Linked DNA regions of Homo sapiens: regions 1, 3 and 4 are each linked to region 2. The links are chromatin contacts, found by Hi-C or POLR2A ChIA-PET in ENCODE. All regions are on one chromosome and are shown on one strand. Each heading gives the region's core, a stretch centred on a gene start or an enhancer-like site at or near the end of the contact. The rest is flanking DNA. Distances are from core to core; before and after follow the strand shown.

Evidence for each region. Hi-C counts contacts between places; a loop is a spot of excess contacts on that map. ChIA-PET counts read pairs that join two places held with the same protein, here RNA polymerase II (POLR2A). Pooled maps may share reads with other maps.
Region 1: a map of B cell shows a loop between it and region 2 (21-fold over the local background). The contact joins the promoter of PEX12 here to the promoter of AATF in region 2. A Hi-C loop is called at or near these places in 3 of 168 maps with a recorded cell type or tissue (B cell, CD8-positive, alpha-beta T cell and naive thymus-derived CD4-positive, alpha-beta T cell) and 10 of 50 pooled maps.
Region 3: a pooled map shows a loop between it and region 2 (4-fold over the local background). The contact joins the enhancer-like site here to the promoter of AATF in region 2. A Hi-C loop is called at or near these places in 1 of 168 maps with a recorded cell type or tissue (CD14-positive monocyte), 1 of 37 single-sample maps with no recorded cell type and 4 of 50 pooled maps.
Region 4: a map of B cell shows a loop between it and region 2 (17-fold over the local background). The contact joins the promoter of SOCS7 here to the promoter of AATF in region 2. A Hi-C loop is called at or near these places in 2 of 168 maps with a recorded cell type or tissue (B cell and CD8-positive, alpha-beta T cell) and 7 of 50 pooled maps. POLR2A ChIA-PET finds 5 or more read pairs at or near these places in 1 of 52 experiments (activated CD4-positive, alpha-beta T cell).

The regions. Positions count from the first base shown.
Region 1 is chr17:35,577,321-35,582,596 of GRCh38, reverse strand. PEX12 (peroxisomal biogenesis factor 12) reads left to right here and starts at 4,026. Exons shown (of 3, transcript NM_000286.3): 1 at 4,026-4,701; 2 at 5,006-5,276. The coding sequence starts at 4,576. RefSeq lists an enhancer at 3,947-4,762.
Region 2 is chr17:36,945,106-36,950,947 of GRCh38, reverse strand. It overlaps AATF (apoptosis antagonizing transcription factor), which reads right to left and starts at 1,994. Exons shown (of 12, transcript NM_012138.4): 1 at 1,732-1,994; 2 at 543-734. The coding sequence starts at 1,822.
Region 3 is chr17:35,485,381-35,491,004 of GRCh38, reverse strand. All of the region lies in intron 2 of SLFN12L (schlafen family member 12 like), which reads left to right. It also overlaps the pseudogene E2F3P1. Among named protein-coding and RNA genes, the nearest start is that of SLFN13, 39 kb to the right of the region's middle. RefSeq lists a silencer at 741-1,035 and an enhancer at 3,550-3,829. Within about 2 kb of position 3,129, at least 21 of the 41 ENCODE cell types and tissues checked have a DNase peak (open chromatin) inside an H3K27ac peak, as active enhancers do; they include CD14-positive monocyte, where a contact is called at or near this core.
Region 4 is chr17:38,348,004-38,353,570 of GRCh38, reverse strand. It overlaps SOCS7 (suppressor of cytokine signaling 7), which reads right to left and starts at 1,727. Exons shown (of 10, transcript NM_014598.4): 1 at 539-1,727. The coding sequence starts at 1,518. It overlaps LOC124903991 (a long non-coding RNA gene), which reads left to right and starts at 2,575. Exons shown (of 2, transcript XR_007065738.1): 1 at 2,575-2,653; 2 at 2,846-3,112.

The DNA.
Region 1 (5,276 bases), core at 2,777-5,276, 1.4 Mb after region 2:
ACCCCGTCTCTACTAAAATTAGCCAGGCGTTGTGGTGGGCGCCTGTAATCTCAGCTACTCGGGAGGCTGAGGTACAGAACTGCTTGAACCCGGGAGGCAGAGGTTGCAGTGAGCCGAGATTGCGCCACTGCACTCCATCCTGGGCAACAGAGCAAGACTGTCTCAAAAAAAAAAAAAAAAAAAAAAAAAACAACAACTCCAAGCCATCCAACTCCCTCTATTCAATCTCATAAATCCACCATCACCTTTTGCCTAGACTATTAGAAGGCTATAAGTCTTCTCTCTACCATTCTCCACGTAGTGGCCAGGTTGTTTAACTTTTTTGGATGTATAACATACATTTAAAAATGTGCATATCTGGCCTGATGTGGTGGCTCACACCCGTAATCCCAGCACTTTGGGAGGCTGAGGCAGGGGGATCACTTGAGGCCAGGAGTTTGAGACCAGCCTGGCCAACATGGCAAAACCCTGTCTCTACTAAAAATACAAAAATTAGCCGGGTGTGGTGGCACATGCATGTAGTCCCAGCTACTCCGGGGGGTCTGAGGTGGGAGAATCACTTGAACCCGGGAGGTGGAGGTTGCAGTGAGCCGAGACTGTGCCACTGCACTCCAGCCTGGGCTACAGAGCCAGACTCTATCTCAAGAAAACAAAAACAAAAACAAAAATGTGCATATATCATAAATGTAAAGCTTGATATAAATACTGCATACCCACAAAACCATCAGAGACATCTTTAAAAAAATATAAACCTGGCCAGGCACGGTGGCTCACGCCTGTAATCCTAGCACTTTGGGAGGCCAAGGTGGGCAGATCACAAGGCCAGGAGTTCAAGACCAGCCTGGCCAACATGGTGAAACCCCATCTCTACTAAAAATACAAAAATTAGCCGGGCATGTTGGCGGGCGCCTGTAATCCCAGCTACTTGGGAGGCCGTGGCAGGAGAATCGCTTGAACACAGGAGGCGGCGGTTGCAGTGAGTCATCATGCCATTGCACTCCAGCCTGGGCAACAAGAGTAAAACTCTGTTTCAAAAAAAAAAAAATATATATATATATATTTTTTAATATATGTATATATACACAAATATATATACAAATATATAATATATACAAATATATAAATATATATTATATATTTATATATTTTATTTATTATATATTATATATATTTGTATATATTATATATTTGTATATATATTTTTATATATATTTGTATATATATTTTATATATATTTGTATATATATTATATATATTTGTATATATTATATATATATTTGTATATATATATATATATATATATATATATATATATATATATATTTGTTTATATATATACCTGATCACACATCTCTGGTGTGTGAATCCTTCATTGGCTTCCCATTGCACTTGGGCTAAAATCCAGGGTTGTTCCCATGGCCTGTGAGTCCCTGCATGGTTTGGCCTGTCTACCTCTCTAACATCATTTTGTGCTTTTCAGTTACTGCTCATTTCCTCATCATTTCACCTTTTGCCAGTTATAATAGCCCTCAAACACACCAAGCTCTTTCCCACCTTAGGGTCTTCACAATACTCTTCCTTCTGCCTAATATTCTTTTCCCCAACTCCTCATATGGCTGGCTCCTCATAATTTAGGCCTTTGTTATGTCCTCAGAAGGGCATTCCGATTATCACGTCTAAAAGATTTGGGCCTCCCAGACCTCTTATTCGAGTTGCAAATTTCTGTTTTCTTTTTTTTTTTGAGACAGAGTCTCACTCTGTCCCCCAGGCTGGAGTGCAGTGGTGTGACCTCGGCTCACTGCAACCTCCACCTCCCGGGTTCAAGTGATTCTCCTGCCTCAGCCTCCAGAGTAGCTGGGATAACAGACATCCACCACCATGCACCATCATTCCAAGCTAATTTTTGTATTTTTAGTAGAGATGGGTTTTCACCATGTCGGCTGGGCCGGTCTCAAACTCCTGACTTCGTGATCCACCCGTCTCAGCCTCCCAAAGTGCTGGGATTACAGGTATGAGCCACCATACCAGGCCCTACCTTTCCTTTTTCTTTTCTTTTTTCTGGAGATGGAGTCTCGCTCAGTTACCCAGGCTGGAGTGCAATGGTGCAATCTCGGCTCACCACAACCTCCGCTTCCAGGGTTCAAGCGATTCTCCTGCCTCAGCCTCCCGAGTAGCTGGGATTACAGGTATGTGCCACCACACCCAGCTAATTTTTTGTATTTCTAGTACAGACTGGGTTTCTCCATGTTGGTCAGGCTGGTCATGACCTCTTGACCTCAGGTGATCCACCCGCCTCGGCCTCCCAAAGTGCTGGGATTATAGGCGTTCTTATGCCATACGTTTAGTTAACTTTTGGAGTACTTCCATGGGACTATCAATCAAGACATCCTGCCTTCCCCTGGCTAAGAGTGAAAGACAGGGTGGAGAGGGAACTTGAACCAAGAGAGGTCAGTCAAAATTTGTATCACGAGCAGAGTCACAAACAGAAATTGGTGGAAGCTCGTTCACTGCAACAACGTTGCCTGGATAAGAACTTCTAATTCCTGTTAGGCAGTCCCAATAGTATTGTTAAGTTCCTGTTCTTTCAGGGCTGGCTTTACTTATTTTGTGAGCTACTCCATACACTTCTAATAAATTCCGTTTTAGTTTAAATTAGCCTGTTTGTTTCTGTTGCTTGTAACCAAAGATCCCTAAGTGACAAAAATGTTTAATTTCCTGCTTGATTTAGTTGATGCTACCTCTCAACTTTGTATTTTTGCTATTCACTTAAGAAAAGCTTGTACATAACAGTTACTATTAAACAAGCACCTAATATGTATCCAGGTGCTTCATATGGATAAACTATGTCTAGTCTTAAAACTCTGTAAGGTAAAAATCATATATCAATATAATGTCTTTTGGTAGAGTAAAAAACACTTTTTATAACTATAATTAAGGACAATTTGTAAGGTTTTCTCTCCTATTGGAATAACTAAATCCAAACCTTGTTTTTGAGGGTTCTCATTATGCAAACCAATTATTTTTATAACATAAGGGCCTCTAGGGCAGTAAACAATACCTTCTATTCCCAGCTATTTAGCCCAGAGGTGGCACTTCCCAGAGGAAGGGAGGAGAGGTGGAACTCTCATCCAAATTCAATAAGGCTGTGTCAGCCAACTTCAGCGAGACAAAGCTGTACATAACATAAAAGCACTTTACAAACCTTAAGGTAAATCACATTCATTTTGGTATAAAAACGGCATGAAAGGAAACTTTCTGTCAAGTGTCCCCAGTGCATGCTAGTTACAATTCATAAAGCTCCCTCTGCGTTAGTACTGTATTCATATCGCTGGTGGTGACATATACAACTGTGTTCAAGGATGGAGACCATTTTCATCCAGTATAGCAAGTGCATGCAGTTATGCTTGAATATAGCCAAAACCTGGAAGACGTTAAACTACCAGCTTGGATGAAAATTAACCGTCTCAAGTACTGAGGAACAAGCATGAACCTTTCTCAATCCAATCATCTTTCCTTATAATTGGCGGCAATAAATCTAAGGCTCCTATCTCCTGCTATGTCGCTTTAAATCATTTCTGGAAGGCTAAGACATATAAATTAACCACCATCCCTGCCGCACGCGTACAGCAAAGTCCTTTCCACCTCCAGATTCCCTTCCTCCCACCGCCCCTAGCTTCATCGCCTGCAGGAACACAGGGCTCAGCAACGGGCCCGAGCTCTGGCTCCCGGCGCCAGACGTCTGCGCGGTGCCCCAAACAGCTTGTCAAAAAGACCTCGCAGAGAGAGGTTCAGAGCTGTAGCTTTCCAGCGAGGCTACCATGCAGACCCAGCTACGAAAAGTAAACCAAACTAGCCAAAACCAGCCCACAAGGGCCCTCTTCTGTTTCAGCGGGGCGGGAGCGGAAGCTCAGGTGGGTCATAGAGTTCTCTAGTTCTGGTTTCCGGACCGCATTCGGAACTAGAGCGCCTCTCTTCCGCCAGGCATCCCAGAGGTCCTGGTGGTTTCATTTCCGGGTGCGGCTTCTGTCATAAAGCGGAGACCTCCCTTCAAACGTGGCGTCGTGGGTTGTTTGCGCCTCGCCTGGGGTCAGCGAGCAAGGACGGGCGCGGGCGGGGATACTCAAAGCCAACAGCTGGAGTCAGCCCTTGTGTCCCGGGCTCACAGTGGCACGACTGAATCCTCAGAGTCGGCTGGCTTTTGAGCTCTCACGATTGGGGAGGAGGGGGCGTTTCTGGTTCGCAGCTCCAGAGGATTGCGTTCCTTCCCCCATACCTGTCCCCCACAGTCACGCTCTGCCCTGACGTGCAGCATTTGACAAGTTACCCCCTCGCCACATACTACTTCCACCCACGTCCGAGTTAACTTTGTTCTTAACCTTCTTGAGACTACCCTCGGCCTCCAGGTCTTTTTTTCCCAGTTCATTTTTGCCCATAAGATTGAGTTTCGAGTTTCAGATATCATGCAGAAAGTTTACCTTTAAGACTGAGCACCCATCTGATACTCTTCCTCCCGAAAAAGTTCATGCTCACGAGAGAGTTTGTGGGAAAAGTGAAAGCCAGTACACGCAGGAAACTATGGCTGAGCACGGGGCTCACTTCACAGCTGCTTCTGTGGCCGATGACCAGCCATCCATCTTTGAGGTGGTAGCACAGGACAGTTTAATGACAGCAGTGAGACCCGCTCTTCAGCATGTGGTCAAGGTAAGGTATTAATTCTTGGAAAGGTTTTAGGGACAACTGGGTAAAAAACAAACGAATAATTTGTGCTTATTTGGTAGCCTAGCGTTTGAAATAGCCAATTTGCAAATAACTTGTATCCCATGACTTAAGAGTTACTGAGTCTCTGTTATGTGTAGAGACCTGTACTGAATACCCAGCATTTCAGGGTCCAACAGTGACTTATTTAAAACAAATTGTGTAGACTTTAGAGGAAAAGGGGGAATGTAAATAGGTGTAGAACTTGTGTAATGGAATGAATTTCACTTATTGCTTTATTTTGCTTTAGGTTCTTGCAGAATCAAATCCCACCCACTATGGCTTCTTGTGGAGGTGGTTTGATGAAATCTTTACTCTGCTAGATCTTCTGCTCCAGCAACATTATCTGTCTAGAACCAGTGCCTCATTTTCTGAAAACTTTTACGGCTTAAAGAGAATTGTAATGGGGGACACTCACAAGTCTCAGAGATTGGCTAGTGCTGGTCTCCCAAAGCAGCAGCTTTGGAAATCTATTATGTTCCTGGTTCTTCTTCCCTATCTGAAAGTGAAGCTGGAGAAGC
Region 2 (5,842 bases), core at 745-3,244:
CAAGGATAACATGTTCATCAGACACAGTGGTTTTTCAGCTCATAACCCTCTCCAGTAGCCAAAATGCACTGCCTTCTCTGTCACTCCACTGTAGGGTGAGCCATTAGTCCGAACATAAGGAGTATAGCAACTTAATCACTCTGGGCTTTAGATTCCTTATGAAGTGAAATGAAGTAACCTCTAAGACCCTTTCTAATACCAAATCAATGGTCTCTCCTAAGATAACAGATAGGGGTGCCTGACCAACATGGACAAACCCCGTCTCTACTAAAAATACAAAATTAGCCGGGCGTGGTGGTGCATGCCTGTAATCCCAGCTACTCGGGAGGCTGAGGCAGGAGCCTCGCTTGAACTCCAGAGGTGGAGGTTGCGGTGAGCCGAGATGGCGCCATCACACTCCAGCCTGGGCAACAAGAGCCAAACTCTGTCTCAAAAAAAAGATCCGCAGACTACTCTTGCAAAGATCATGGGGGATGACCGGAGGATTTTAACCCTGAAAAAATTAGGGAAGAGAAGAGTTCCATTCAAAAATGTCTACTCACCAGACGATCCTGGCAGAGTCTGCTCCCAATGGTCTTCATTCCATGCTTTTCTAGAGGTGGTTTTGCCGCAATACCTTTTGTCCGTGTCCAAGAGGGAGGCTGATGCCAGTTTTCTAATGCTACCCACTACTAGGAAATCACCTTCCCCATCTTCCCCTTCATCAAACCTGTCAATCACCCTGGCAGCAGTGGCTGTCGGGGGAGAGGGAAAAGTAAACAGAATCTCCAGGTTAGCAGAAACTTTAACGGGAACCCTGGTCGACCCATTTATCTCATAGTTGAACGTCCTTTACGAAATCCCCACCAACTTCCAGGAATAGGAAATTCACTCTCTCCCAAAGTAGAACACTGTCTTACTGCTGTTTCTAAACAGAAAGTTGACTCCTGGCATCTACTAGTGGGATCTATTTCTATGACTTGGATCCTATCAAACTAGTTGAATTCCTCTTCAATGTGTGACAGTCGCTCCAATATCTTAAATCAGTCATCACGTTCTCCCCTCACTCTGTCCCATTCTTTGGGGAGTTTTCTTTGCTTATTCTGGCTAAACAGTCCCGAGTTTCTTCAACTGATCTTCCTAAGATACGGTTCAGCACTCGCATTTATCCCTCCTTATTATCCCTTTCTCACACTTCCGACTCAAGTCTAAAGCGGGATTACTCCCAGCTAGACTCTGAACATCAGCTTACAGAACAGGAGTCTCAGTCGTCAGCCACTGAACAAGTGTCTTGAGACTTCAAGAGACTTAAACAGCACCAGAAAATCCTTCCATCAGTCTCCAACTTAGTTTTGAAGGGCAACCTGAATTAAAAACATGCGACTTTCTTCTCCTCCTTTCTAACGCAATACCAGAAAGGGCATCCTCAAAGCTAACTTCCAACTTGCTAGCAGACTCTCTGGCTCCCTCCAACAGGCCTGGAGCAAGTAAACCTGAAGACCAGCTCCTCTCGGCCTGAGCCCTCGATCTGTTCCGCCCATCCAGCCGAGCACCAAGTTTCGAGTGCGTGTGAAAAGAAGCCGAAGCCCTCCTCCCGAGGCCGGGACCACCCTCGCGGGAGGCGACGTTCCTCTGCGCCAAGCGAAGGAGCGCAGGCCCGGCGGCCTCGCGCACGCCCCTCCCACGCCGCCCCCTTGCCCCACAGGGCCTGGCCCACCGCTCCGCACGTGGCCTGCCCCAGTCCGGCCTCACCTTCCTCGGGGTCCGCTTCAGGGTCCGCCTCGCTTGGTCGCGGGTTCAACAACTGTTCCAGTTGCAGCGCCAGGGGCTGCGGCCCCGCCATCGTCACCAGCTCCCGGTCCACTCCGCTTCGCGCACGTAAATGTGCGGCCCAACCCCCGGCCCCGAAGCTCCTTCCCTGCCGGATCCTCTCGCCTTGATCCGATTCCCCGACTCCGCCAGAGACCGCGCGGAGGCCACCCCACAGCTCTGGACCGGCCACTTCCGGGAGGCGCGCGGGAGGGGGCGGGGCCTGCGCGTCACTGCGGGCGTTGCTAGCATGAAGGCGGAAGCGCGCAGAAGGTTGAAGGGATTGGAGCCGTATGGGCGCGTGTGCGCGTGCGCGTGCGAGTGCGCGGGAAGGGGCGGTGCGGAAGCGCGCCAAGGCACGTGACCGCTTCTGTCGCTGAGATGCGATTGCGATGCGCGCGGCCAGTGTCCCCTTGTACAAAATATGCCTCGAGATTTGTGCGAGATTCGCTTAGGAATAAAGCATAGCGTAGCCGTGGCCCACGGTGGCTGATTTGGGAAGGAGGAGGGAGTAGGGCTTAAGCTGCTCGAATCGCGGGTGCGCACTCGGGCACGCAGAGACTGGGACCCAAAGCAGGTTTGTCATTTCGCAATTTATAGTAGTCTGAGGCCGGGCACACGCCTCCCGCCCTTCAGCGGCCAGGATTTGGGAATCCTATGTCAGGGATATGCACGTGTAAGTGTGTGGCGGACTGCTGGCGTCTTTCTTAATGGGAATACTTAGGAATCGCTGTGGCTAAAGATAGTTTCAGTAGCGTCTCTAAGTACCCTTGCCTGAGCAAGGGAAAGGGGGTGGGGTGTGGATTACTCCACTGCATACCCCTCGGTATTGATTATCTTTGCTGTTCAGAGATGAGGGCATGCTCAGGCAGCTTAAGCAGGTGCACAAATGCAGAAAAATACAGGTCTACCGTTAGAGGGACAGACTCAAAATATAAAGACTTAATAGTATAAATGTAATTGCACCCCGCACACGGAAAGACACAATCGCTTTACATCCTCTTTCCTTCATCAAGCATTCCCTGACTGCCCACTATGTGGCAGGCACTGCTAGATAAGATACAAGATAAGTAAGTTGGATTCTCCCCCCCACGGTAATCAGCCTAGGAGGGTAGACAAACATGTAAACAGAAACTGCAATAAGGGATGATAAGTGTGACTACAAAGTGGTCTATTCTTATGGTATCTGTTGGAGGTTGCCTGTAGAGACCTAGACCCCTCTAAACAGAATCTGCCTCAAAAGGATCCAGAAAAGAGATGTTAGTGGTGCACTGTGGCAGTGCCCCTTGGGTACAGCCCGGGCCAGTTGGATCCCACAGCTGAACAACTGGGGAACCCTCAGCTCTCTACTGTCTCCCATGAAAACCAAGGGAAGAGAGGATCTCTGACTTTCACAATCTTCATATGTCCTCAGGGCCAAGAGCAATAAGAGGACACCACTTTAGTGGAGCCTGTTCCATGTCCCTGTAAAGTGGCCCTTGAAGAATGAAGACAACCAGGGCTGCAGAGGGGAAGGAGAACCTGTCTGAGGGTAAACCCCCTCAGACATGGAAGGAAAAGAATGCCAGGCTAGGCAGGGCACTCAGGAGAAGAAAACGGCTTTTTACCATCCATAAGAGAGCTTAGCCTAAGAGAACAGTTTTTCGTTTATCCTCTATAATTGCAGTCTTGTGCCTGTGTCCGGGCCTCCCAAGCAAAAGTGTGTTCCTTGCTCCTTGACAAGGTGCCATGGGGCTTCAAAGGACAAAAATGTTTCTCCCACCCCACATTTAAGAAACTACCTCCTGCAATCCTATCCCCTTGCTATGTTGGGTACTTACAATGCTTAGAAACCTGGCCTTTGAGGTAAAGAGAAGGAAGAAAAGAGAAAGGGAGGTGAGTCACTGCAGAGACCACCTCTAAGCTGTCATGCAAACAGGACACTGCTGGTCAATTTGGGGGCTGTGCTGGGCAAACACTCAGCAGAAAATGCCATAGACCTGTTTACTTACTCTCCCTTCTCTGTCCTGGTCCCTACTGACTTGGGAAGCCATTTTAGCAAGGAATCAAGACCGTTCTACTGTCACACACATCCCAGGGCCCCCCAAAATGTTTGCCTGACCTTATACTGAAGGTAGAAAGAGGACTCCAGGAGTGGAGGGAAGAGGAAGTAATTCTAGGAATTAAGATGCAACTGAGAGTAGTTGAGGCAAGGGACAGGGGAGCAAATTCTCAAATACTCCCTCTGGGGGCCTCTCCCTACCTGCATTCCAGTGTCTTGAGATGGTGGGGGAAGGGCTTATTGATGGGGTAGGGATGGAGATGGAGAGTGGACTGTGGCGAGGAGTTTCAACCTCTGACTGATGTAGAGATGAGAGCAGATGAGAGGAACAGGGAGAGGAGAATAAGGGTGAGCAGTTCCCTAACAGAATGGCCTTCTCCAGAGAAGGCGGAGGGGCGCCCAGTCCACAATCCCTCTCCCTGCCCTCCAAGGGCTGCAAAGTGGCAGGCGATTAGGCACAGCAGAGGATGGGCAAGGGGTGACACTTTCCAATTGTCCCAAACAACTGTCTGCTCACTTGACAAGGAGTTTCAAGAGTTTGGGAAAACCAAGTTCCCACTTGCCTCTCTTCAGATGCTGTCCACCCTCAGGTGCCAGCCCTGGCAATGCCTATCCTGGCTCTCCACAGGTAATACTTCCCCAAGTGCCTCACCTAGAGCAGCTTACCAGCGGCAGCCAGCCCGGAGAAGTTGGGTGGGTGAGCTTCAGCTCCCTCGCCAGAGCAGATGGTGGCTCCCTGCTGCTGGAACCCTGAAGGCAGGTGGCGAGAGGCACAGAGGTGGTGGCTTTAAGATGGCCACAGGGAGAAACCAGGCTGCCCTCCCAGGCGAGAGGGGACTGCAGTGGCGCTTCCCTCCTGCTGCGCCTCCTGCGGGAGCTCCGCCTAGGTATGGTGCCGCACGTCCCCGCACCTCGGGGCCAGAGGTGGGCGGCACAGCACTGATGGGAAGGAGAACAGGCCCTGACATTTCCAGGCCTCCTCCTTGGGGCCTTCGGCTCCAAATTTGACTGCTGAGCGTTGCCACCTGTTCGGGTTTTCGCCAGGATTCTGAATCCCGCGACGAGGGGAGAGACTGCGCCACAACCACGTTGTTAGAAGAATCGAATCCACATCGTGTGCCCAACTCGAAAACGCTTCTTATCAAATACCCCGATTGCACAATAAAGCTGCTAAATAATTCAGCAGCCTTGATAGGAAAATGCAGCTTCCCAGTGAGCGCAGTTCATTTAAATGAATGTCTTTAAAGGGGGCTAGGGAGTAGAGGCTATAATGAATAAGTTAGCTAGGATTTAATGTGTATAAATGCTAAAAAGGTAAAAACAAGCCGATCCAGTGATTGCATATAAAGCAAATAAAGAAATGTGCTGCATGCAGAGGCTGGGAGTTTCAAAAGTCTCCTCTGTATTTCATACATTTTTATTTCTGAAAGAACACTGCCAGATTCCTCCCGGATAGCCTCCTCCCCCATTAGATAAGCCATCATATGGATGCAGTGAAATATTGCTTATTTTAAAGCCTTCTCTGCAGGAAAGATAAACTTGGCTGTGTCTTAACAAAATTTGAAAACAGCACTGGAAATTATATACCATTTAATGTCAAACCTTTGACTTTTTAAATAAGGAAATAAATAATCCAGAGTGAAATCTAGGTGATATGGAAAAGAAATCCTGGAACTCTAATAGCATCTGATACTGAAACACACACACATCCACAAGAATATTTCATAGTAGATAAAATATTCAAATTTCTTCCAAGTCTAATGAAGGACTGGAAAGAATCGAGCTACTTTTAGAACCTTTTGAGTTGAAATTTGATTTTGATATTAGTTATTTTTGTTCATCTTTCAGAGAAACTTAATATGTATCTTGTGCCAGGCAAAATAGTTTTCCTTCTGGGGAACTTCAAAGGTAACAAATACTATAAAACAACAATTTCATATCAGTTCTGTGAAAGGGATTAAAGTATTTCATTTCTAGCTGTACTATACATTCATTTTACATTATCTTTCAAAC
Region 3 (5,624 bases), core at 1,880-4,379, 1.5 Mb after region 2:
GAAAGGTTTCCCATAGAAATTGAGCAATCGCTATGTCCTGAGTTGGTTGAAACCAACGAGGTGGGTTTAAGGATATTCCCATTGGGGTCTTGGTTGTTTGTTGTCATTGGACTGTGTTTCAGTCTCTTCTGGACATAAGTAAACCTCAATGTGCCCTTGGGTACCTGCCAAATGTATTTGTAGGCTCTCTTATTGAGTCAGGCACTCAAGTCTTATTTCTGGAGGGGCTTTCACAACTATAACAGTTTGGTCTTTAAGGCCACTAATTTTTCGAATATGTTGATATGTAACGTAAGCTAACCTTTGACGATCTGAATCCTCGGTTAATAGTTTGAGGTCCAGCGTGCAGCTTGGGATCAGTTCATCTAATTTCTTCTCTTCCTGAGTGAGCTTGGTCATTTCTTTTGACAGGCCTTGACACTGGGTCAGCATGCCCCCATCCGCAGACAGACTGCAACCCATCCACTGGACGTTATTTTTAGACTTCTTCTTAATGAGATGGATGCCTTTCAGAGCTTTGGTGATATCATAAATCCTTCTATTTTGCACTTTTAGCACTTCCGCTGCCTTGTTCAAAACCAAGACCCCATCGGGTGACTGGTTCAGGAGCTGAATGAACTTCTTGGTGAGCAGATCAAGAGACTATCGTACCGTGTTTTTTCTGAGGTAGATTTTGGAGTTTTTGGAGTATCTGGACTTCTTAGTGCAGCTCTTCCTTTGCCCTTGGGGGTTTTTGAACCATCCGAGAGGTACTGATGACCGCTTTCTCCTAGCTCCAGACTTCACTTTGCCAGAGGGCCACTGCCGCCTCGTCCCAGCGCTGGTGGCTGCAGCAGCCCGGCTCTGCTGGAGGGTCCCTGCGGCGTGGTGTAGAGGAGGTTGCCGGCGGTCTGCTCCGCGCCTGGGGCACTGGGGAGGAGGGGGCCGGTGGCTACGGCGCCGCTTTGGAGGGAGAGGGAACAGGAGGTGGTGGAAGTGTTCGTGGTGAGGATCTGGATGTCGGATATTTCTTTCTATTCCCAATTTGCTAAGGGTTCTTTTTAAAAATCATGACTGGTTGTGGGATTTTTGTCCCACTTGGAGCATAAGATGCTGTGCTGTATAAACTGTCATAATATTCCACAAGGTTGGTGTTCCTCTCCGGAAGTAGATGACAGTTTTCTGCCCCATTGATATTAGGCTTGGCAAGGTGACTTGTTTTGATCTATGGAATAAGTGCAGACGTCATATGTATTCTTTCTGAGGATAACTTTCAAGAGTCAAATGCTTTTTCGGTATCTATTGAAATGATCATGTGATGTTCCTTTTTTCATTAATGCAGTGAATAGGCCGATTGATTTTCACATCTAAATCACTCTTGGATACCGAGAGTAAACCTCTGTTGGTCTTAATATAATTTTGGGGGGTATATTGCTGCATTCATTTTACATATATATATGTACATATATATACGGACAGGGTTTCACTCTGTCGCTCAGGCTGGAGTGCAGTAGCCTGATCACGGCTCACTGCAGCCTCAACAGCCCAAGTTCAAGTGATCCTCCCACCATAGCCTCCTTAGTAGCTGGGACCACAAGTGCACTGCCACCACGCCCGGTTATTTTAAAAAATTATTTGTAGAGATGACGTCTCCTTATATTGCCAGGCTAGTCCTGAAGTCCTGGGGTCAAGCGACCTTCCTGTCTCCTCCGCTCAAAGTGCTGGGATAATAGGCGTGAGCCACTGCCACGGTATAGGAACGACGTCGTAATCTTTTTTGCTTACTTCTTGGATGCCTTCTTGGTGGTCTGGGAAAATCCCTGCACTACCATTTTGTAAGTCAGTGACTGAAGAAGAGTTTCCTCACTTCAGTGAAGCTGTTTCCTTAGAGCTGGCGTGAGAATCAGATGAAATGAAGAAAAGCACGGCTATGTACTTTTGTTTTGTTTTGTTTTTGAGGCAAAGTCTCGCTCTGTCGCCTAGGCTGGAGTGCAGTGGCGGGATCTGGGCTCACTGCAACTTCCGCCTCCCCGGTTCAAGAGACTCTATTGCCTCAGCCTCCCGAGTAGCTGGGATTACAGGCGCGTGCCACCACGCCCGGCTAATTTTTGTATTTTTAGTAGAGACGGGATTTCTTCATGTTGGCCAGGCTGGTCTCAAACTCCTGACCTCAGGTGATCCGCCCGCCTCTGCCTCCCAAAGTGCTGGGATTACAGTCCTGAGCCACCGCGCCCGGCCAGCTATATACTTTCAATGCATGTGCTCATTCAGTGTGAAGAAGTACTCTGCCTGTACCTTAAGATTCTAGATGGGACTTCCAACGGCAGGCCCTTAATTGAGTCCGGAGTGGGATGGAGCTAGGGAGAAAGGGCAATTCAGACTGGTGAACTCCTCAGTTAGTGAGTCATTTTGGCCTGTGTGCATTTCAAAAAGTATGGGTTCTCGCAACAGTTCTTAGACGTGTGGGCTGGAGAAACGTGTATTATCGTAATTACCATAACAAGGGCCCCACGAAAGCAACGTGACAGGAGGGCTGTATCCAGTTAGAGGAGCCACTGGACTGTTCGAAGCCAACTAATTGGCCTAGAAGGCCGCAAGATACTTCCTACACCGCAAGGGGTAGTTGTTCAACTCTGTCTCTCTGAGAGCAACCCGCTCCTCGCACCTCCCTCCTCCCCTGTGCATTAGTAGCTGCTCTCCCCCGGTTTCTGGCGTCAACTGCGCTTTCAAGCAAGGGGACAGCAGGGCTGCTCTGGGATACGAGTCAAGCTGGAATGTCACCCCTTTAGGGGTTTGGTCCTTCGTCAATTTTTTTTTGAGACGGAGTCTTGCTCTGTCGCCCAGGCTGGAGCGTAGTGGCACGATCTCGGCTCACTGCAAGCTGCGCCTCCGGGGTTCACGCCATTCTCCTGCCTCAGCCTCCCGAGTAGCTGGGACTACAGGCGCCCGCTACCATGCCCGGCTAATTTTTTTGTATTTTTAGTAGAGACGGGTTTTCACCATGTTAGCCAGGATGGTCTCTATCTCCTAAGCTGGTGATCCACCCTCCTCAGCCTCCCAAAGTGCTGGGATTACAGGCGTGAGTCACCGCGCCCGTCGTTGGATTCGCAGACACACCGTTTCCAAAGGCGCAGAGTCGATAACAGCGCGTGCGGTGCCACCACTTCCGGGGAGTCGAGTGCCCGATAGAAATGCAGCTGAGCGAGGGGCTAGCCGCACACGGACGCGGAGAGCAGGAAAGTGGAAAAGAACTCAGGTCCCCCTACTTGGTGAAGAGTGCGCAGACATGGACCTCGCCAGGTTCGTTCTCTTTTTCTTTAAATAACTTTTTTTTCGCCTTAGAAAATACAAATAGGTACAGACGAAACGAGAACTTCTCCGTGATCCCTCAGAGCTATTCACGTGGGCGTTTAACTTTCAGTTGCTTAAGGGCCCGCGCTGGCACAGCGCCTGCAAGGAATCCTGTTTCCAGGGAATTGCTGGCAGATAAATTCGTCCCGCTCCACTGCCAAACCTTCCAGCCTCCGTTTCTTATTCCGGGGGTCCGGGGGGGGTGGTCCGTGGGCTCCGGGACGAGGTGGGGCGCTGCCAGAGCAACCCCACCGATCTCGGGGAGACCCGAGGCTGCTTTCTCTCCCTTCTGGGAAAGTTGGCTCCTGTCTCTGTAGCAATGTCTGTCAAAACCGCAGGCTGTTGTAGACTTAGCAATGGAGGACTTGAAAGCTGTAGATGACAAAACTTCCGCCCGTGCGTGGGCTGGGGAGCGCCTTAAAAAGCCGCAGGGCGGCCGGGCGCGGTGGCTCAAGCCCGTGAGGTGTTGGTGCAGAGCTGGAGAAGTGGGGAGTGCTGTATGGACAGGCCAGACTTGGCAGGTGTCCATCGGATGGGGGTTGCCCACCCTCCTGGAGTCCTGAGCATTCAGGGAGTTGGGGAATGGGTTATTTAGGTGAAATGTGACCAGGCACTGACGAACTGCGCCCTAGATCCTGAAAGAAAAACCAAGCACCCTCTTGCGCTGCTGGTTTATCATCTAGAAGAGGGAAAGGGTGAAAGCAGTGCTGTTCCGAACTAAATGCAAAGTGGTATCCGAAGACGGCAAATCACGCTCTATGCTTTTTGCTCCCCAGGAGGTAGCTCTTCTGCCTCCTGTCCCACCCTTGTGGGTTGCAGTTCTTACTAACCTGTTGTTCTGGCATAACTCTAAGGAGATATGAATGCCACCCCCATTCCCATTAAAGATAGCCAACAACATAGCCTAAATCATGAGTTCAGGTCTGATAGAATTTCCCCTATAGTCAAAAGTATAAAGGATTTCAGTGGAAACATCTAACCTGTAAACCTAGACCCAAGGTTTAAGGGAGGCCAGTGAGTTTTAGGCCCTAGAGATTTGGTCGGCTCAGTCCTCAGCTCGTTTTTATTTATTTATTTATTTAATTTTAGCATTGTGTTCCAGATGTATGCCTGAAGCCTGAGGTTTTGAACCATGGAAAGTTTTACATGGCTGCAGGTGTTGGACTCGGGTGGCCAGGATCCCAGGCTAGTCCACAAGTGCTCGGTCCTCTATAAGGTGGCTCAACTGCAGCTCCCATGGGTTCCAAGTTTCCCAGTGGTATGCGTACCCTCCTTAAGCAATCTGAGGGTGAGATGTGATTTCTGTCACCTTCTGTGTATGGTGGGTGAGCCAAAAGGGTTCATCCAGGGCAAGGCCTGATACAGACAGTGCAGGAAGTTGGGCTGGGAGGAAAGGGGACAGGACTCCAGTTACAGAGGCTGCAAGAAGAATTGGAGAGCAGGGGCTAATCAAGGAGGTGAAAGAACTTTACGAGGAGAACTATGAAACACTGCTGAAAGAAATCATAGACGACACAAACAAATGCAAAAGCACTCCATGCTCATGTGTTGGAAGAATCAGTATCATTAAAATGTTCACACTCCCCAAAACAATCTACAGATTCAATGCTATTCCTATGAAATTACCAATGTCATTTTTCACAGAATTAGAAAAAATGATTTAAAATTTGTATGCAACCAAAAAAGAGCCTGAATAGCCAAGGCAATCCTAAACAAAAAGAACAAAACAGGATAGGGAGCCTTACACCACATTACTGCATTTCAAGCTATACTTCAAGGCTACAGTAACCAAAACATAGTACTGATACAAAAATAGACACGTAGACCAATGGAACAGAATAAAGACCCCTGAAATAAAGCTTCACACCTACAACCAACTCATCTTTGATAAAGTCCACCAAAATAACCAATGGAGAAAGGACACCCTATTCAATAAATAGCTAACCATATGCAGAAGAATGAAACTGGATCCCTGTCTCTCACCATATACAAAAATTAACTCAAAATTAAGACTGAAATGTAAGACCACGAACTATAAAAGTTCTAGAAGAAAATCTAGGATATACTCTTCTAGACATTGCCCTGGGCAAATAAATTATTATAAAGATCTCAAAAGCAAATGCCACAAAATCAAAGATAGACAAATGGGACTTAACTAAACAGCGTCTGCACAGCAAAAGTCTCAACAGAGTAAACAGACAACCTAGAGAATGGGAGAAAATGTTTGCAAGTCATGCATCCAACAAAAGACTAATATCCAGACTTTATAAAGAACTTAAATGAATCAAGAAAAA
Region 4 (5,567 bases), core at 478-2,977, 1.4 Mb before region 2:
AAGTTCATCTAAGGGAACAACCAGGAAAACAGTAAAACTTTGAATAGAGGTGTCCAATTGATTGCTGGCCTACAATTGCATTTGAAGATTCTCCTGTCATTTGCATGCATGAGTGTGAAGGGAGGTGCGGTGCTGGTACACAGAATAAGCAAGGCGGTCAAGGTGCAACACCAGCTTTTTGCCCCAAAGGCCAAACACTTCCAGCAATCTCCCTTCCAGGGACAATGGCACACAGCCGCCTTGGAAAAACTTAAAAAGCCATGCCAGGATGGGGATGGGAGGATGGTCTGAAACCATCTTCCAACAAGACAGATGCAAACCAGCTGAGAAGTGTCACGGAGTGTGCACTCTTTAAGAGTGAAAGCTGTTTCCACAATTAGCGCTGACCTTATGCGAGATGTTACCACCTTTGGTCCCAAGTCTCTGCCTCCTCCTGAAGACCCTATCTTAAGAACTGTCAGGATCGCGATAGCAATAGATAAAAAGGGAAACCAAACAAGAAAAGGAAGTTTGTCGGCCAGCCCCCGGCCGGTCTCACCTCCCCGCGTCCAGCTCCCGGCCCGCAGAGCCTCCCATGTCTGTCAGGCTCGCAGCTGAAGCAGCCAGCTCTCCAGAAGGCCTCTTGCCGGTCCCATCCCCACCGCCGGAGCCACCGTTGCAGCTCTTGGTGCGAAAGAGGCGACTGAGGCGGATTTTGAAGGAGCCCTTCCGAGAAGGACCCGCGAGTGGCCGGAGGGGCCCGGGAGGAGGCGGGGGCGGGGGAGGTTGCTGCTGCTGCTGCTGCTGCTGCTCCCCTCTACTCAGGCGCCCCAGAGGGACCAAGTCCTGCAGCGGGAAGGGCACCGGAGGTAATTCAGGGCCTGGGGGCTGCAGCAGAAGCCGGCCGCCCCCTCCTCCTCCGCGACCCGGGCTGCTGAGCTCCTCTTCCGAGCAGCTGTTAGTCTCCAGGCTCTCGGCCTCCGATTCCAAGCCCTCCAGGACCAGCAGCGCGTCGCTCGTTTCCGTGGGGTCCTCCCCGGCCTGCGGGGCGGCAGCAGGCGGCTGGGGCTGCGGAGGGGGCGGCTGAGGAGGACACGGACACGGGCAGCAACCCCCACCGACTGTCTTGACCCCCGGCCCCGCCGGCTGCCCGAGCCCCAGAGCCGCCAACTGCGCCTCTAGTCCAGCCGCCGGGCCCCAGGTCCGCTCGAGCGCCAAGCCCGGCGGCAGGGCCTTGGGGTCCAGGGCACAGCGGTGCCGGGGACACAGCAGTTCCGAGGGTCCCGGCTCCGGGGCCGCCTCCACGTCCTCCTCCTCCGGCGGCCGACCCACGTTGCGGAACACCATCAGCTGCGGCGGCCGGGAGCCCCGCGGGCCGGGCCGCGCGAGGAAGGGTGGCGGCGGGGGGCCATGGCCCGGGGGCGGTGGCGGAGGGCCTGGCTCGGGGGCCGCCTCTCCATAGCCAAGGAGGCGGCTCAGGACGCGGTACGAAGCGGCCGCCGCCGCCGCCTCGCCATCCCGGAGCTCGGCCTCCTGCATCGGGGAGAGGGAGGGAGGGCGGGCGGCTGGGAGCCGGGCTGGGGTGGGGACTAGGCCGGGCCCCGCCGGAGCCCCGCCCGCCGCGGCCCCCGGAGCGACAGCGCTAACGGCCGCCGCGGCCTCTGCCTCATAGAGGGGGGCGGGGGGCGCGCGGAGCCCAGCGCGAGCCCAGGCCGCGCTCCGCCACCGCCGAGCACCGCCCCCAAGCCGACGTCACTTCCGGAAGGGCTTAGCCACGCCACTTTCCCCAGGGCGTGCTCGCGCTGGCCTCCACGGCGAGTGACGCCGCGCGCGCCCCCGGCCCCTATTGGCGGTGAGCTGTCTGTTGGCTGGCGTTGGTCTCTTTTCCCGGTCCTTGCTTTTCACTTCCTGGGCGCCCAGGCCCAGGCCATCCCATTCGGTAGAGTGGAGAGGCCTTGGAAACCATGGTCTGGTCCTGGGAGCGCGCCGCTGGCCTTGGGAGCACATATGGTTCTGCCATCTACGCCGCTTGCGATGTGTGACCTTGGCTGAGTCATTTCATCATTAATCTGTATCTCCGTCCGCCTGGCACCCAGTGAATGTTTGTGGAATCAGTACATGAATCGTGTTCTAGACCCAGTGCTGTACTGATAAATGTGTAACAACCAGCTCTCTGGGGGGAGAACGGGAATGTATGCACATATATAGGTACAAAAATTTGTCGTTAAGTTTTACTGACATAAAGGATGTGTAGTTCACAATTTACAATTAATAGTAAATTGGCAAATTCCATATAACTCTTTCTCACAGAATGCTTTCATTGATTTTTGCCAAACTCTTATATGGGTAGCCAAACTGTGATTGCAGTTGACCTAGGAGTGTAATTGTAAAGGTGAATGTTGGTTGATAAAACTGAAAAAGACAAAACTTAATTGGATTGTCAATGATGGGAGCAACTTCTTTGCTGAGTCAGAAAACGGTTTCAAATACTGGAAGAATATTTACTCAATTTTTGTGCTATTCATAATGTAACGGCTACAGACAACACATTAAGTTTTTGCTGTTGTTGAGATGGAATCTTTCTCTATTGCCCAGGCTGGAGTGCAATGGCGCTATCTTGGCTCACTGCAACCTCTGCCTCCCGGGTTCAAGCAATTCTCCTGCCTCGCTCCAGGTAATTTTTTGTATTCTTAGTAGAGACAGGGTTTCACCATGTTGGCCAGGCCAGTTTTGAACTCCTGACCTCAGGTGATCCACCCGCCTTGGCCTCCCAAAATGCTGGGATTACAGGCGTGAGCCACCGCGCCCACGCCCGGCCTTCTTATCTTTACACAGGGATAAGGATTGCAATTTTGCTTGCTTGCAGGCATGTTGTGAGGATCAAATAAGATCAAGCTTTTTGTGTGGAGGAGGTGAGACTGGAGGCAGGGAGCCCATTGAAATAGTCCCAGTGGGAGATATTGAGAGATGCAAGGGAAAAGGAGGAAGGATCAGCTGCAGAACTCAGTGACTTCTAATACCTGAGGGTGCATTGAGGGGAAGAGGGTGGAGGGTTGAGTCCTGCAACCAGAGGGACCTTTTCAGAATGGAAATGTGTTCATAGCCTGTGATTAAAATTGTTCATGGCTTCCCATTGTTCTTAGGCTAATGTGTGATCTTGTGATCTGACCCCTGTGTGATCTAACCCCTGCCTCTCTAGCCACATCCCCTGCTAAGCTCCACCTTGTTCTCTGTTCCCTGCATTCCCATCAACCTTGCGGCAGGCTCCCATACATGTGGGCAAGAAAAGCTATTCCCTTTTCTTGCAAGACTTTTCTCTTTTTGCTTAGTAAACTCCTACTCATCCTTCAGATTGAACTCACTCCTCACTACCTTAGGGAAATCTCCCTGCCTGGGCCCTTCCTCCTCCCCAGGCTCTGAGATCATTCCTTTGTTGCACTTACTTGCGCAGGTGTAATTTGCAATCTGTCTGTGGGGTCAGTTGATTAAAAGCTGTCCTCCCTACAAAACTGTAAATTCTATGAGGGCAGAAGCCATGTTTGCTTTTTGCCCCTTGGGGACTCTCCAGTGCCAAGGACAGTGCCTGGAATTGTTGTTCAACCTTAAGCCCTGTAAGAGTCTCCTGAGACAAATTCTGCACAACAGAATTAATTATCTTTCCTCACACATAAAGAGACAAAGTAAACCTCAGTGAGTTATTTAGCTAAAGTCACTCAATTCAAAAGGATGCAGTGAAAATCAAAACCAGCTCTGACTCCAGATAGTTCATTCTCTTCCCCTGGCTGCCTCTCAGGTGTCACTCAGGTTTCTGAAGAAAAGAAGAGCGATTGAGAGGGGCATGTTTACCCACGTCTGTAATTCCAGCGCTTGGGGAGGCCAAGGCAGGTCTTGGATCACTTGAGGCCAGGAGTTTAAGGCCAGCCAGGGCAACATAGCAACACTCTGGCTCTACAACAAATGTTAAAATTAGCCAGGCATGGTGGTGTGCCCAGATGTGGTCTCAGCTACTCAGGAGGCTGAGGCAGGAGGATTGCTTGAGCCCAGGAGGTGGAGACTGCAGTGAGCTGTGATCACACCACTGCACTCTAGCCTGGGTGACAGAGCAAGACCGTGTCTCTATATAGATAAATGAATAAAAGAAGAGAAATTGCTATAGAATCACACAACACCTGAGGCCTAAGAAGACTACCCAAGATCCCCAGCTTTCTCTCTGAGAAACTCTCTGGCCTCAGAGCCCATTACAAGCTGATTACAGGCAAGGTCCCTGGCTCTTCATCGCCCTCTGCTGTCCAGCTGCTTTCCTGGCCGTGGGAGAAGAGGACTGTGTGGGTTATCTGGAGTATCTCTACTTGCACGGAGTGCACAGAGGTACAGAGGAACACACGCGAGCTCTTTCTAAGGCAGGGCAAGCCATGGGGTAGACTTTTCCCATTTCCATAATTGTCCATTTCCGTAGCCCAGATCCTGGAAAAAACATTGAAAGTTAAATTCCAAGCAAAGAGGGTGTATCTTTGCATTTGTAGGACTTGAATTTGTGTTGGGGGTTGTTTGTTTGTTTTGAGACAGCATTTCATTCTTTTGTGTTTTTGTTTGTTTGTTTTGTTTTGTTTTTTTAGACGGAATTTTGCTCTTGTTGCCCAGGCTGGAGTGCAATGGCGCTATCTTGGCTCACTGCAACCTCTGCCTGCCAGGTTCAAGCGATTCTCCTGCCTCAGCCTCCCAAGTAGCTGGGATTACAGGCATGCGCCACCACGCCTAGCTAATTTTGTATTTTTAGTAGAGACAGAGTTTCTCCATGTTGGTCAGGCTCATCTCGATCTCCCAACCTCATTGATCTGCCTGCCTCAGCCTCCCGAAGTGCTGGGATTACAGGCGTGAGCCACGGCGCCCGGCCTCAGAGTTTCATTCTTGTTTCCCAGGCTGGAGTGCATAGGTATGATCTCGGCTCACTGCAACCTCTGCCTCCTGCGTTCAAGCAATTCTCCTGCCTCAGCCTCCTGAGTAGCTGAGATTACCGGCGCATGCCACCAGGCCCAGCTAATTTTTTTGTTTTTAGTAGAGACAGGGTTCCGCCATGTTGGCCAGGCTGGTCTCAAACTCCTGACCTCAATTGATCCACCTGCCTCAGCTTCCCAAAGTGTTGGGATTACAGGTGTGAGCCACTGCGCCCTGCCAAATTTATGTTTATTGAGCTGATTTTATGTTTAAATATACCTCTTTCACTGAGCACTATAAAAGTGGTCCTCAGCCGAGCGTGGTGGCTCAAGCCTATAATCCCAGCACTTTGGGAGGCCAAGGTAGGCGGATCACTTTAGCCTGGGAGTTTGTGACCAGGTTGGGCAACAAAGAGACCCAATGTTGTGAGGATGTCGTGAGACCTCGTCTCTACAAAAAATAAAAAAAAAATAGTTGGGCGTGGTGGCGTGCACCTGTAATCCCAGCTACTCAGGAGGCTGAGGCAGGAGAATCACTTGAGCCCAGGGGTCAGAAGTGGAGTGAGCTGTGTTCATGCCACTGCACCCCTGCCTGGGTGACAGAGTGAGAGACCCTGTCTCAAAAAAGTAAAACAGAAAATAAGGTGGGCACAG